Linked DNA regions of Homo sapiens: region 2 is linked to region 1. Evidence: chromatin contacts called from ENCODE POLR2A ChIA-PET data. All regions are on one chromosome and are shown on one strand. The core of a region is the stretch at or near the end of the contact, and the rest is flanking DNA. Distances in the headings are between cores, read along the strand shown.

What was found. ChIA-PET counts read pairs that join two places held with the same protein, here RNA polymerase II (POLR2A).
Region 2: POLR2A ChIA-PET joins it to region 1 with 18 read pairs in activated T-cell. The contact joins the enhancer-like site here to the promoter of RUFY1-AS1 in region 1. POLR2A ChIA-PET finds 5 or more read pairs at or near these places in 4 of 52 experiments (Caco-2, activated CD4-positive, alpha-beta T cell and activated T-cell).

What each region holds. Positions count from the first base shown.
Region 1 is chr5:179,598,454-179,605,735 of GRCh38, forward strand. It overlaps RUFY1-AS1 (RUFY1 antisense RNA 1), which reads right to left and starts at 5,288. Exons shown (of 9, transcript NR_110560.1): 1 at 5,154-5,288; 2 at 3,924-4,319; 3 at 3,611-3,813; 4 at 1,620-1,645; 5 at 1,032-1,182; 6 at 815-936. RUFY1 (RUN and FYVE domain containing 1) reads left to right here. Exons shown (of 18, transcript NM_025158.5): 14 at 239-368; 15 at 3,439-3,533. All of the region lies in intron 4 of LOC128966623 (a long non-coding RNA gene), which reads left to right.
Region 2 is chr5:179,850,590-179,858,024 of GRCh38, forward strand. MRNIP (MRN complex interacting protein) reads right to left here. Exons shown (of 7, transcript NM_016175.4): 2 at 2,789-2,848. Among named protein-coding and RNA genes, the nearest start is that of MRNIP, 4.5 kb to the right of the region's middle. RefSeq lists a silencer at 1,054-1,213 and an enhancer at 1,756-1,805. Within about 2 kb of position 2,427, at least 4 of the 41 ENCODE cell types and tissues checked have a DNase peak (open chromatin) inside an H3K27ac peak, as active enhancers do.

The DNA.
Region 1 (7,282 bases), core at 4,038-6,537:
TCTTCCTTCTCCCCTGCGTAAGTGTCAAGTGTGTGCCTGCAGGCTTTTCTCTCCCTGGTTCCTGCTCTTTCTTGTGGAAGGGCAGGTGACCCTGGAGGAGAGGGAAGCGTTGCCGAAGGCTTTAGATGCTCAAGAGGCAATTCAGAGACTTCCCTGTTTCCTGGGCGGTGAATTGGGTTGTGAATCTTCCGTGAAAGTCTCCCACTGAGACTAACTCAAGTTCATTTTGGGAAAACAGCTCAAGCCTGGAGAAAGAATTGAAATCAGAAAAAGAGCAAAGACAGGCTCTTCAGCGCGAATTACAGCACGAGAAAGACACTTCCTCTCTACTCAGGATGGAGCTGCAACAAGTGGAAGGACTGAAAAAGGTGAGGTGGGCCATCCCGGGAGAGGAGAGCCTCTGGCAGCCTCCAGAAACCCCTAACATGCTCCGGGCAGGCTCCTCTCCCCGCACCCTTTGTGTGGGGGCCAGGCGGCTCCAGGGTGTGGGGAGGCTGTTAGGGAGCTCCTGTTTTAGGAGCATAAGACAAAGACAAATCATAAACCACTAAGCCTGCTGGCAGCTCAGATAGAGGCAAGTGCCATGAAGAGAATAAAGCAGAACAGTGTCCTCACCCGTGTGCAAGGGGCCTGGGGAGGGAGCGACCGGTGAGCAGAGGCTCCAGTGAGTTATGCCCTGCAAAGCACCTCTTGGGTGGAGACTGCAGGAGCAGACAGCAGTGTGAGGAGCAAAGAGGCGGCCTCAGGCGGCAGGCAGGAGGAAGCCCTTCATGGGCCCTGGGAGCCAGGGGAAGGAACGTGGGTTTTATTTTACCAGAGTGGGCAGCTGGTGGAGGGACAGGATCCGTTCTGTTTGCGGATGGTCATTGGCTCCTGTGTGGAGAGTGGGTGGTAGGCTCGCAGGAGAGGAAGCTGGGAGGAACCAGTAAACATCTCCTACCACATGCCAGCCTCACCTCAGCCACTGTGCCCAGGGTCGGGTCATCCCTGGGAAGCAGACCGACCCCAGCCCTCCACTTCCCCTACATCACCTCAGTTCCATGGAGGACCCTCTCACTTGGAGGCATGGCCTGGATGCTGTGGGCTTCAGAGGGCGAGAGAAGTGGGGTCCAGCAGGCCTTCACTGTCTGGCTGTGGAACTGGACCTCCCAGGAAACTCCGAGGCCGTGTGGAACATTTGCCCTAATGTAAAATCATCGGCTGTTTTCCCAGAGGGGAGGAGGCTCTGCGATCCTGGATGGAGCTGACTGCAGCCTGGGGCGCTCTGGGGGGCTCCTCCCACGTGGGGATGGCGTGCCCTCTTCTCAGGCCCCTGCGCTGCCGAGCGCTGCAGGAAAACTGAGCCCAAAGCAGACCTCCCCTCGGCACCTGCCCCGGAGGGGCCTTCAGGGCCAGGGTGGCTTCTGGACCTGGATTTTGTTGTGTTGAACGTGGTAATGGACACACTGCACGATTCGAGCGAGTCAGGAAAGGCCCTTTTGATTTCCATTGGAAAGTGCCTGGAGTTGTTGGGGAAGGGAGAGCTTCCTCAAGAGCCAGATCAGGCTTGGAGAGTGGAAGGGAGGAAGTGGAGGGCAGAAGAGGACTTTCAGAAAGTCCCGCCTCATCACGGGGCATACCTCCTTTATTCTGCTTCAGAATGCTTCTGTCAAAAGATTCGAATTACACAATTACAGCCCGCCCCAACAATAGGAACAAAACAATGTCTAATAACCCCAGTTAAGCCACAGCTTTGTGCTTTGCAAGCCTGTGCATGGAAGCAGAAGCTACGGCACAGGGTGTGCAGAGAGCCACCCCGCCACTCGGGCCCGAGCTCCACCGCTGCTCCCAGTGGTCCCAGAAACCCCAGTTACTTTCTGGGTCTCCATCCTGGCCTTAACAGACTGGCTCAAGGTGCACTGGCCCCAGGTGTCAGTGCCGTTGCCCCCTGGGGAACTCCCTCCGTGCAGGGCTCCTCACATGGTCTAGCCAGCCTCCAAGTGGTCTAGCCATGAAATGAGGTCCCAGGTCACCCCCTTCATCATCCTTGACCAGTGCTTTCCAAAAAAGCAGCTTTTTCAGAATTGAACAGGAAACCACCTTTCAAACTAGTCTTTGCTGATGCAAGGTTCGTGTGATTTTGTGTACAGTTCTTCTATAGATTTTTTGAGATAGCAATCTGTTTTGTAAAATGTTTATCTTTTAAAAAGAAGCTCAAATAGGCAAAGCCTCATTTGTCCTATGATGGTAACTTTTTTTTTTTTTTTTTTTTTTTTTTTTTTGAGACGGAGTCTTGCTCTGTTGCCCAGGCTGGAGTGCAGTGGTGTGATCTCGGCTCACTGCAACCTCCGCCTCCCCAGTTCAAGCGATTCTCCTGCCTCAGCCTCCCGAGTAGTTGGGATTGCAGGCATGTGCCACCATGCCCTGCTAATTTTTGTATTTTTAACTAAAGGAGGGGTTTTGCCATGTTGGCCAGGCTGGTCTTGAATGCCTGACCTCAGGTGATCCGCCCACCTCAGCCTCCCAGTGCTGGGATTACAGGTGTGAGCCACTGCGCCCAGCTGAGGGTAACTATTTTTAATGTGGCTGATGAATGTAACTATCCTGTCCCATGTCTCTGTCCCCAGCTGCAGAGCCCTCGTCGAGTGCTTGCCTTTTAGCTGCCCAGTGTCAAGAGTAAGCTAGCAAGAAATAATCTTGAATGACATTAATACAGGACTGCATTTTGCTCTTTTTTTTGGTTTTGTTTTGTTTGAGATGGAGTCTTGCTCTGTCGCCCAGGCTGGAGTACAGTAGCACCATCTCGGCTCACTGCAACCTCCGCCTCCCGGGTTCAAGCAGTTCTCTTGCCTCAGCCTCCCAAGTAGCTGGGATTACAGGTGCCTGCCACCACACCCAGCTAATTTCTGTATTTTTAGTGGAGACAGGGTTGCACCATGTTGGCCGGGTTGGCCTCAAACTCCTGACCTCAGGTGATCCACCTGTCTTGGCCTCCCAAAGTGCTGGAAGTATAGGCATAAGCCACTGTGCCTGGCCACCTTTTGCTCTTGAAAAACATTCTGATCTGCTTGTTGCTCTGGTTGCTGAATCTTTTTTTTTTTTTTAAAGGCCAGTGCAGTGGCTCACGCCTGTAATCCCAGCACTTTGGGAGGCCGAGGCGGGCAGATCACGAGGTCAGGAGTTTGAGACCATCCTGGCCAACATGGTGAAACCCCGTCTCTACTGAAAATACAAAAATTAGCAGGGCATGGTGGCGGGCACCTGTAGTCCCAGCTACTTGGGAGGCTGAGGCAGGAGAATCGCTTGAACCCAGGAGGCGGAGGTTGCAGTGAGCCAAGATCGTGCCACTGCACTCCAGCCTGGCAACAGAGCAAGACCCTGTCTCAAAAAAAAAAAAAAAAAAAAAAAAAAGGACCGTGTAATCCTCTGTCCAGCATCTGGTTGGTTTGTTCATTTTAGGAGTTGCGGGAGCTTCAGGACGAGAAGGCAGAGCTGCAGAAGATCTGCGAGGAGCAGGAACAAGCCCTCCAGGAAATGGGCCTGCACCTCAGCCAGTAAGAACCCCACTCCCCTTGTCTGCCACTGCAGGCACACCAGGCTACCCACCACATCCCTCAGGCCCCAAACCTACCTCCTTTTGGCGAACGGAGGGTGGGCCATTTAGGAGCTCAGTCCGCCGTTCACGGATGAGCTCTCAGGAAGCCCGGCCTCAGAGGGGCCCAGCACTGATCTCTGCTACCCACATGGGGTGTCAGCGAGCTCTTAGTTAATTCAGGAAGCACGTTCATTCCTAGTGACCAGGACACTCCTATTCCTTAGCTTCATATCCAGGGCCTGAGGGAACAGATGGGCAATGAGAGGATCGCTTGGTCAGCCTACAGTCAGGCCAGAGGGAGCAGGGCTGGTTTGGGAACGGAAGCCTGGCACAGTAGAGGTGCACTCACCCGCCTTGCACAGCACAGCCCCCTTCCTTTCGGGGAACTGGCCACTGCATCCGCCAGAGTCTGTCTGTCTCTGCTGCAGGTGCTGATGGGGTGCAGACCCTGGTAGTTCTGCTCCCCTCTGACTTGACAGCTCTCCTCCTTGGTGTCCCAGTCTAGATAGGTTGCTGTGGACGCCTGGGCCTTGGGGTGGATCACACTGCGGACTGTGGAACTTGCCCATTTGTGTGATGATTCTGCATTTTCAACATAGTGGGTAGCTTTTCTCCTCGAGTCAGGGCGCATGGTTGCAAGTAACAGAAATCCAACTCAAAGTGGCTTAAGCAAAAGAAGCCATCAGGAATCGGTCTCTGTCTCCTACCTCTGCTATCCTGTCTGCCTCACAGGTGGGTCTGGACCCTGCAGGGGCAAAACAGCACTCAGCAAGGCCATCTATCAGAGGAACAAACTCCCTCTTCTTTGTGCATAGCTGCCAGGATCACCCGAGATTGACCCTGCTCCCGAGTACCCATGCCTGACATAAGCACCATGACCAAGGAGATGGGGCTCACGACCTCAGCACAGCCTGGTCTGCACCAGAAATTTGTAGAGTCTAGTACTATTAAGAAAATAGGCCGGGTGCGGTGGCTCACGCCTGTAATCTCAGCACTTTGGGAGACTGAGGTGAGCAGATCACCTGAGGTCAGGAGTTCGAGACCAGCCTGGCCAACATAGTGAAGCCCCGTCTCTACTAAAAATACAAAAATTAGCCAGGCATGGTGGGCACCTGTAATCCCAGCTACTCGGGAGGCTGAGACAGCAGCATCGCTTGAACCCGGGAGGCAGAGGTTGCAGTAAGCCGAGATTGCACCACTGCACTCCAGCCTGGGCAACAAAAGTGAGAATCCATCTCAAAAAAAAAAAACAAATAGCTGGTCAGGGAATCTGATGTCTCTGGTGGGAATGCGGTCTGCCCACTCCCAGATGCAGGTGCTGGCCACTCGCCGTCTCTCCTGTGCCTCTTACCTTTCTAGACTAGCCCATGGCCGCTGCTTCCTCCCCTCCCACCCTCCGCCCTGCCTGCCACCCACTCAGCTGAGTGCCCTGTGCTGCTCCCGTCTGGCCTGTCAACTTGCCGTGCTCTGGCCCGTTCCTTCCCAACCCCCAGGGAGCTCCTTGAGGGACGCAAGGCCCAGTGTCTGTCCCCATGCTCAGAGCATAGGCCAGCTGTGAGGGCATCCCGAGAGCACTCACCAGAAGCAGACGTGGAACAGAGCTGGCGTGGAGCTGGCTTCTGGGGTTTGCAGCCAGTGTTTTCCTCTTTACATTGGATGGACAGCAAGGCAGTGTCACAGGTCCCCTCCTAGTGGACCATAGACCTCGAAACTGTGGTTGGTCTCTGATCTTTAAAATGTATCATTGTGGCCGGGTGTGGTGGCTCATGCCTGTAATCCCAGCCCTTTGGGAGGCTGAGGTGGGTGGATCACCTGAGGTCAGGAGTTCAAGACCAGCCTGACCAACGTGGAGAAACCCCATCTCTACTAAAAATATAAAATTAGCCGGGCATGGTGGAGCGCGCCTGTAATCCCAGCTACTCAGGAGGCTGAGGCAGGAGAATCGCTTGAACCTGGGAGGCGGAGGTTGCGGTGAGCCGAGATCGCGCCATTGCACTCCAGCCTGGGCAATAAGAGTGAAACTCTGTCTCAAAAACAAACAAACAAATGTATTGTTGCACTTTGTGGCCGCCTGGCACTACCGGCTAACCTAGCTTCCAAATCCCAGTGTGAGCTGCCTGGCCACCATTCCCTCCCAGTGAGTGCTGTGGGTGTCACAGCATCAGGTGTTTGCAAACCCAGACAGGACTACCTGAGGAGTTGCTTTTGTGCTCTCTCCCCTCTTCCCTTCTTCCTCTTGCAAGCCTATACCGGATGACAGAGATGGCAAAGCCTCTTCGCAGGCCCTACATTAGCTACAGGAACAGTTTCCAGTTTCATTGGCTTGGGAACATCTGGATTCTTCCTAAATTGTGTTTCCCAGAGTTCTTGTATGTTCAGTTTGCCTTGTTGACCTGGCTTCCCAAGGTCTGTCCATCTGCGCAGCCTCTTCTCATCCTGTCAATCTGCTGGCCTATTTCCTGTTTCTGCAGCCGGACCAGGAAGGGAAGGAGCTGCCTCCCGATCTTTAGTAAAAGCCACAGGGATTTTTCTAAATGCCCTGATGCTGTTTTCTAATCCCTCCCTTCGAAGTCTAGCCTGTGTTTCCCAGAGACCTGCCATTTTGTCACTGAGATGAGTCTAATCTGATGATAGTTCAGACTGATCTCAGCTTTTAAGAAAGACCCAGGCCAGGCTGGGCGTGGGGGCTCAGGCCTCTAATCCCAGCACTTTGGGAGGCCGAGGCAGGTGGATCACTTGAGGTCAGGAGTTCAAGACCAGCCAGGCCAATATGGTGAAACCCCATCTCTAGTAAAAGTACAAGAAAATAAGCTGGGTGTGGTGTCGGGCGCCTGTCATCCCAGCTACTTGGGAAGCTGAGGCAGGAGAATTGCTTGAGCCCAGGAAGCAGAGGTTGCAGTGAGCCGAGATCACACCACCGCACTCCAGCCTGGCCAATGCAGCAAGACTCCATCTCAAAAAAAAAAAAGAAAAAAAGAAAAAGGCTCAGGCCTATAATCCTAGCACTTTGGGAGGCTGAGGCAGGTGGGTCAATTGAGGTCAGGAGTTCAAGACCAGCCTGGGCAACATGGCAAAACCCCACCTCTAGAAAAAATACAAAAATTAGCCAGGCGTGATGGCATGCACCTGTAGTCGCAGCTACTTGGGAGACTAAAGTGAGAGGATCACTTGAGCCCAGGAGGTCAAGGTTGCAGTGAGCCATGATTGCACCACTGCATTCCAGCCTGGGCAATATAGCAAGATCCTGTCTCAAAAAAAAAAAAAAAAGGATCAGACTGTTTCCCTCAATTGCACAAACTGCTTCATTTTATTTGGTTTAGTTCTGCCAATTTAGACCATGTTCAGTCCTGTCTCTTGTGTAAACAAAGGAATTGTTCTGACACTGAACAAGAATGGAGCAAGAACAAATGGCTATGCCATCTGAGCCTTCCCCCTTCCAGACAGCAGGCAGCAGAATGGAGGCCGGGGAGAAGCCTGCAGACTCAGGTTCCTGCTGGGGAGAGCGGTAGAGACTAGTGCAGAACAGGGCCAGGTCTTGGACTTCTGGCCTCAGGCCATCCTCTCGCCTCAGCCTCCCTCAAAGTCTTTTTGAGCCCCTGCAGGCTAAGCAGTGTGTTCTCGTGCCAGATGCAGTCCCAGGCTCAGCCTCAGCCCTCAGCAGACGGGAGCCAGTGTGATGAGGCAACTCTGGGATTGTACAGAGGCGGA
Region 2 (7,435 bases), core at 1,177-3,676, 250 kb after region 1:
GAAGCAATTGTAATGGACACGTAGGGAGTGCAGTCCTGTTTGGAGCACATTCGCCTGAGAACGGAGAAGAGTAGCTGGAGGGGGAAATGGCAAAGACCAGGCTGGCATAACCAGTAGCGGTGTGCTCTTCCATAGGGCAGGGACTGCTGGATGGATACTGAAGCGCATTCTTCCCGAAAACTAGATGTCATTTTCCAGTGTGCGTGTGGTCAGGGGTGGCCACGAAACCAGCCTCTTTCCATGGCACTGTCACTTGCTTCCCAGCCTGGCCCTCAAAGCCTCTCGGTAGCTCCTCCAAGCACCTGCCCTTCTCAGTGGCTAGAAGCACAGTGGCTAGAAGCAGCTACAGATGAGCCTCAGGGAATAGAAGCAGCTCAAGATGGCAGGAGCTTGGATCCCTGAGCAACCACATCAAGGGCAGCGCCCTGCTGACCTTATCATCTTCCCAGGACTGTTATGAGAGCAAGAGAAACGTCTATTGTATTAAGCCACCACAATTTTGGTGTGTTTGTTACTGTGGCCTAGTCAGCCATACACCACATACCACACACAGCACAGAGGCATTGAGGGGAGTAAGAAGGCTTCCTCAAGGAGAATGTAGAAATATATACATCTCAAACAAGCCATGCTCACCATGTGGGGTGTCTGCCTACCTGGTAAGCCAGCCCCTCTCTTCTGAGACCCAATCCCAGTTGACTGGACCAGAGGTGGGCATCCGAGTCAGCCTGGGCCAACCAGGTTGCTTCTCCTAGGAATTTATAATTGAGACTCAGCTCTTCCAGTTGGCTTGGAATGAGATTCTATGGACTTGGAGCAGAGAATCTGACTGAACAGTCTGGGGAGAAACAGAAAGGGAAGGAGAGGAGAAAATAGAGTAAAGATATAGGGAGAAGCTGGGTGATGGGCAGGAAAAGCTGATGTCTGGCTTGTTGGCAGCTTTTCAGTTCTTGGGGCTAGTTTTTCAAGGGACCGGGGATGAAGTTCTGCCCTTGGATTCCCTAAGAGATCTCATTACCTTGCCAGCACTTTATTTATTTATTTATTTATTTTTTAACTTTGCTGAACCCATTCTGAAGTGTTTTTTTTCCCTTTTTTAAAAAAAATATCAGCCAGGCACGGTGGCTCACGCCTGTAACCCCAGCACTTTGGGAGGCCAAGGTGGGCAGATCACGAGGTCAGGAGATTGACACCATCCTGGCTAACATGGTGAAACCCCATCTCTACTAAAAATACAAAATATTAGCCGGGCGTGGTGGTGGGAGCCTGTGGTCCCAGCTACTCAGGAGGCTGAGGCAGGAGAATGGCGTAAACCCAGGGGGCGGAGCTTGCAGTGAGCGAGATCGCACCACTGCACTCCAGCCTGAGTGACAGAGCGAGACTCCGTCTAAAAAAAAATAAAAAAATAAAAAATATCAGGTGAAGGCACTCACCAACATTATGAAATGTTTTTGTCTACGGAGGCAGGTGGATCATTTGAGGTCAGGAGTTCAAGACCAGCCTGGCCAACATGGTGAAACCCCGTCTCTATTAAACATACAAAAAACAAATTAGCTGGGTGTGGTGGCATGCATCTGTAGTCCCAGATACTCAGGAGGCTGAGGCAGGAAAACTGCTTAAACCCGGGAGGCGAAGGTTGCAGTGAGCCGAGATTGCGCCACTGCACTCCAGCCTGCATGACAGAGAGAGACTCCATGTCAAAAAAAAAAAAAACCCCAAAAAACAGCAATTTAACTTTTAGGACTTTGTCCTAAGTAAACAGTAAACAGCTGGTCACGTGGATAAAGAGGTTTTTGTGAAAAGCTTCACGGTAGAGTTGTGCATAACAGTCAAAAGGGAAATCAACCTAAATGCCCAACAAGGTTGGGCCAGTTCCTTACTCACTCCACAAACACCGAGCACTGTGCTAGGTGCTGCGGATACACCAGCAAATAAAAAGCCTCTGTTCTCACGGAACTTACAGCCTTAGATGGACAATCCGTGCATAAACACATGACTATGTAACTTCCATAGGATACTGAGAAGAGGGAGGGGAACTCCACAGTGAGCACAAAGGCCTGAAGAGGGAGCAAATTTGGGTTTAAGGTCAGAAAGAAAGCACATGGCTGTAGAAGGAGAGGAAAGATGAGAGGTGAAGGGAGAGGTGGCACTGGGGCTGGAGCAGGAAAAGAGCAAGTTCAGTAAGGCAAAGGATGCAGGACAGTTTGGGGTCCTAGAGTTCAGGAGGGGCAATACGGATGGACTGAAAAGACGTACTGAATGCCAGCTGCAAACAGCTGGATGAGAGCATTTACAGCCTGCCCCTGCCTGCCTCCACTTCCTGAGCCCACTATCCCACACCTCCACCTCCACCAACGGCCTCTGCCCTTCCCCGGCTGCCCTGATTCCTCTGTCATCTTCTCACAGTCCCCAGTGCTTTCCTTTCCTTGTGCTCAGCCGAGTTTTAAATTATGCAGATGCATGTGTGCATTAGTTTCTCTTCCCCTTCCACACAAGTGCATCTGTGAGGGCAAGAATGACAATGGGCTTACTTTCCACTGTTCCCCTTGTGCTTGGCACACAGAAAGTACTCAAGAAATACTTGCTGAATGAAGAATCAAATGGCAGTACCTTTCCAGATTCTGCTCCATCCATTTCACTTCCTGAAGGAACAGGAAGCTCGGAAGCAGGAGCTCCGTGTCTGGGGAACTCTGTTTGAGAGAGGATGATCCCAGCTGTGGCATGCTGGGACTCCCTGGAAGGGCTCGCTGCAGGCCTGCGCCCCACTTGCTTTCTGTTTTGTAGGACTCACCTGCAAAAAGGACTGCTTCTCTCCACAAGCTTTGCATGTCCACTTGACACTCTTTTTTACCTGCAATGAAATTTCAGAAATACAACTCAGATAATTATTTAAAACAAAATGGAATTGGGCTGGACTCGGTGGCTCATGCCTGTAATCCCCCTTTGGGAGGCCGAGGCGGGCAGATCACAAGGTCAGGAGTTCGAGACCAGCCTGACCAATATGGTGAAACCCAGTCTCTACTAAAAATACAAAAATTAGCCAGGCATGGTGGCGGGCACCTGTAATCCCAGCTACTCAGGAGGCTGAGACAGGAGAATCGCTTAAACCTGGGAGGTGGAGGTTGCAGTGAGCCAAGATTGCACCACTGCACTCCAGCCTACACGACAGGGTGAGACTCCATCTCAAAAAAACAAACAAACAAACAAAAAACAAATGGAATTGGATCTGAAATTTTTTTTTTTTAAATCCCAAGTAGCTGGGATTACAGGTGTGTACCACCACGCCCAGCTAATTTTTGTATTTTAGTAGAGATGGGGTTTCACCATGTTGACCAGGCTGTTCTCAAACTCCTGACCTCAAGTGATCCACCTGCCTTGGCCTCCCACAGTGCTGGGATTACAGGTGTGAGCCACCATGCCTGGCCTGAAATAATTTTTTTTTTTTTTTTTTTGAGACAGAGTCTGGCTCTGCTGCCCAGGCTGGAGTGCAGCGGCGCAATCTCGGCTCACTGCAAGCTCCCCCTCCCGGGTTCACGCCATTCTCCTGTGTCAGCCTCCCGAGTAGCTGGGACTACAGGTGCCCGCCACCACGCCTGGCTAATTTTTTGTATTTTTAGTAGAGACGGGGTTTCACCGTGTTGGCCAGGATGGTCTCGATCTCCTGACCTGGTGATCCACCCGCCTCGGCCTCCCAAAGTGCTGGGATTACAGGCGTGAGCCACCAGGGCTGGATCTGGCCTGAAATAATTTTAAAAACTGATGGAAGGAGTCCAGAAACAAACCAAAGCATGTGTAAACATTTAGCGTATCATAATCATAAAGGTGGTACTTTAAAAGTGAGAAAAGAACAGACTATTTAACAAGTCCGGGTTGGTGCTGGGAAAACTGGCTATCTGTATGAAACACAATCAAATTGGGCTGGGCACAGTGGCTTGAGCCTGTAGTCTCAGCGACGAGGGAGGCCAAGACTACTCGAGCCCAGGAGTTTGAGGCCAGCCCGGGTAGCATGGCAAGAGGCTGTCTCACAAAACCAAATCCAAACAAAACAAAACCACTCTGAAAGACCCAAATTGAAGCTGTAAAAAAAAATTCCATAATATTCCTGTCTCGCAAAACCAAATCCAAACAAAACAAAAACACTCCGTAAGACTCAAATTGAAGCTGTAAAAAAAATTCCATAATATTTAAATTCTTGTTAAACTTGGGTCTAAAAAAAATTCCGTAACATTTATTTTCAATTCTTGTTAAACCTGACTAGATGTGTTCTCTCTTAACATATAAAATGCCTAAAACCCACTCTAATGCTGGAGAATCTTTACCAGCATTCCACATGGAAGTCAAGAACAAGCCAGGGTTGCCCGCTATTATTTACCATTTTTTTCTGGATGTACTAGCCAATGGAATTAGAAGAAAGTTGTAAGATGTATAAAAATTATAAAGGAGCGGAAAACCCTATCATTATTTATAGACATAATTATAATACCTGAAATAACTCCTGACCTCAAATGATCTGCAGACCTCGGCCTCCCAAAGAAAAGCCAATTTTTTAATTTTAATTTTAATTTTAATTTTTTTGAGACGGAGTTTCGCTCTTATTGCCCAGGCTGGAGTGCAATGGTGAGATCTCGGCTTAGTGCAACCTCCACCTCCCAGGTTCAAGAGATTCTCCTGCCTCAGTCTCCCAAGTAGCTGGGATTACAGGCACGTGCCACCACGCCCGGCTAACTTTGTGGTTTTAGCAGAGACAGGGTTTCATCATGTTGGTCAGGCTGGTCTCGAACTCCTGACCTCAAGTGACCCACCCAAAGTGCTGGGATTAAAGGCATGAACCACCAGCCCGGCTGCTACCTGACATAATTTTTTATCCGAAAACCAACATAATGAAATGAGAAGCCACTAAAACCAGATAGTCTAATACAGTGGTTAGGTACAAAATTAAGATACCTTCAAAAATTAATATAGCTTTTATATGAGCAGACATCTAATTAGAACACATAATTGATAAAGAGTCCATTTATAACAGCAACAAATAAAATGTTACCAAGGGATACCAAGGTTACTTGAAGAAACGTAATGGATCATGTTTAACACCACAAAGATGTCTAGGTTGATCCATTAACATTAATACGATTAATATGATCCTAATACAAAATCATGAGGTTTTCGGGGGAAGTATCCAAAAGGATTCTAAGGAGGACAATGAGCACCTACCAAAAATTGAACTGGGTAATGACTTAGCAATTTTACTTCTCAGCTTCTACCTTAAAACACCAATAAAACTGTGGATTTTCTATGAGTATATAAACAAGTAAGAAAAGTTGTTTTTTTTTTTTTTTTTTTGAGACAGAGTCTGGCTCTGTTGCCCAGGCTGGAGCACTGTGGCGTGATCTCGGCTCACTGCAACCTCTGCCTCCTGGATTCAAGTGATTCTCCTGCCTCAGCCTCCCAAGTAGCTGCGATTACAGGTGCCCGCCACCACGACCTGTATTTTTTGTATTTTTAGTAGAGACGGGGTTTCACAACATTGCCCAGGCTGGTCTCGAACTCCTGACCTCATGATCTGCCCCCCTCGGCCTCCCAAAGTGCTGGGATTACAGGTGTGAGCCACCGCACCCGGCCAAGAAAAGCCTTTTTAAAAGTTTAGGACTCACAGAACCTGGTAAAGGAATTAATTGTGGGAACTGCTGAGATAGTATGGTTCTGCCACTCCCTAGATGGAGAAACCACTTGATTCCCGTGTATTTCGGAATTCTCATGTCTCTAAGATGGGAATGATGCCTAAGTCAAAGGTTGTTGAAGTTAAACGTGTTAAAGTAGTACACAGCCGACTTGCAATTAAAATTAAAGTAGTACATAGCCGACTTGCCGTCCTCTTTGGTTTCAAGTAATTTTTCTTTGTTTTTGAGACAGGGTCTGGCTGTCGCCCAGGCTGGAGTGCAGTGGTGTGAACACGGCTCACTGCAACCTCTACCTCCTGGACTGAAGCGATTCTCCTGCCTCAGCGACCCTGAGTAGCTAGGACTACAGATGCGCGCCACTACATCTAGCTATTTTATTTTGAATTTTAGTAGAGACAAGGTCTCGCTACGTTGCCCAGGCTGCTCTGGAACTTCTGAGCTCAAGTGATCTGCCCTAGTGGGCTTCCCAAAGTGCTGAGATTATGGGCGTGAGCCACCGGGGCCAAGCAACTCACATTTCATAAGGTTGAAAATGACCACGAGGGTCAGGGGCGCTGGCTCACACCCGTAGTCCCGGCACTTTGGGAGCTAAGGCGGGAAGAACACTTGAGCCCAGGAGTTCCAGACCAGCCTGGGCAACACGGCCGAAACCTCATTCCTACAAAAAATATAAAAATTAGCTGGGGATGGTGGCCCACACCTGTAGTACCAGCTACGTGGGAGGCTGAGGTGGATCAGCTGAGCCCGGGAGATGCAGGTTGCAGCGAGCTGTGATTGTTACCACTGCACTCCAATCTGGGCGACAAAGCGAGACCTTGTCTCAAAATAAATAAGTAAATAAATAAATAAATAACACTGGTGAACATGGAAGAGTGAAACAGGAAAACAAACAAGGAAATAGAGGCCGGGCGCAGTGGCTCACACCCGTAACACCAGCACTGTAATCCCAGCACTTTCGGAGGCCGAGGCGGGCAGATCACGAGGTCAAGAGATGGAGACCTTCCTGGTCAACATGGTGAAACCCCGTCTCTACTAAAAATACAAAAATTAACTGGGCTTGGTGGCGCGCGCCTGTAATCCAAGCTATTCGGGAGGCTGAAGCAGGAGAATCGCTTGAACCCAGGAGGCGGAGGTTGCAGTGAGCCGAGATCACGCTACTGCACTCCAGCCTGGCGACAGAGTGAGACGTGAGACTCTGTCTCAAAAACAAAAAAAGGAAATAAAAATAAACGGAAAATTTGTTTTTAAAAAACAGCATGAAACATTAGACGTGGAATAATTTAAAAATGCAAATGATCTCCCTTTATTTGCAACTCTTAGGACCCAGCTCCCGAAAGAAAATAAGTAAAAAGTTTCTGAGCCCTTAAAATGGCCCTTACAAACGCTTAGCATTAAATGCAAGCTTACAGACACATACTCAGCATCTTGCTGACTTTTTAACATACCTCTTAAACAAGTCTGATCCACGCCGGGCACAATGGCTCTCGCCTGTAATCCCAGCACTTTGGGAGGCCGAGGCAGGCGGGTCACCTGAGGTCAGGAGTTCGAGACCGGCCTGACCAACATGGAGAAACCCTGTCTCTATTAAAAACACAAAATTAGCTGGGCATGGTGGCGCATGCCTGTAATCCAGCTACTCGGGAGGCTGAGGCAGGAGAATTGCTTGAACCTGGGAGGCGGAGGTTGCGGTGAGCCGAGATCGCGCCATTGCACTCCAGCCTGGGCAACAAGAGCGAAACTCCGTCTCAAAAAAAAAAAAA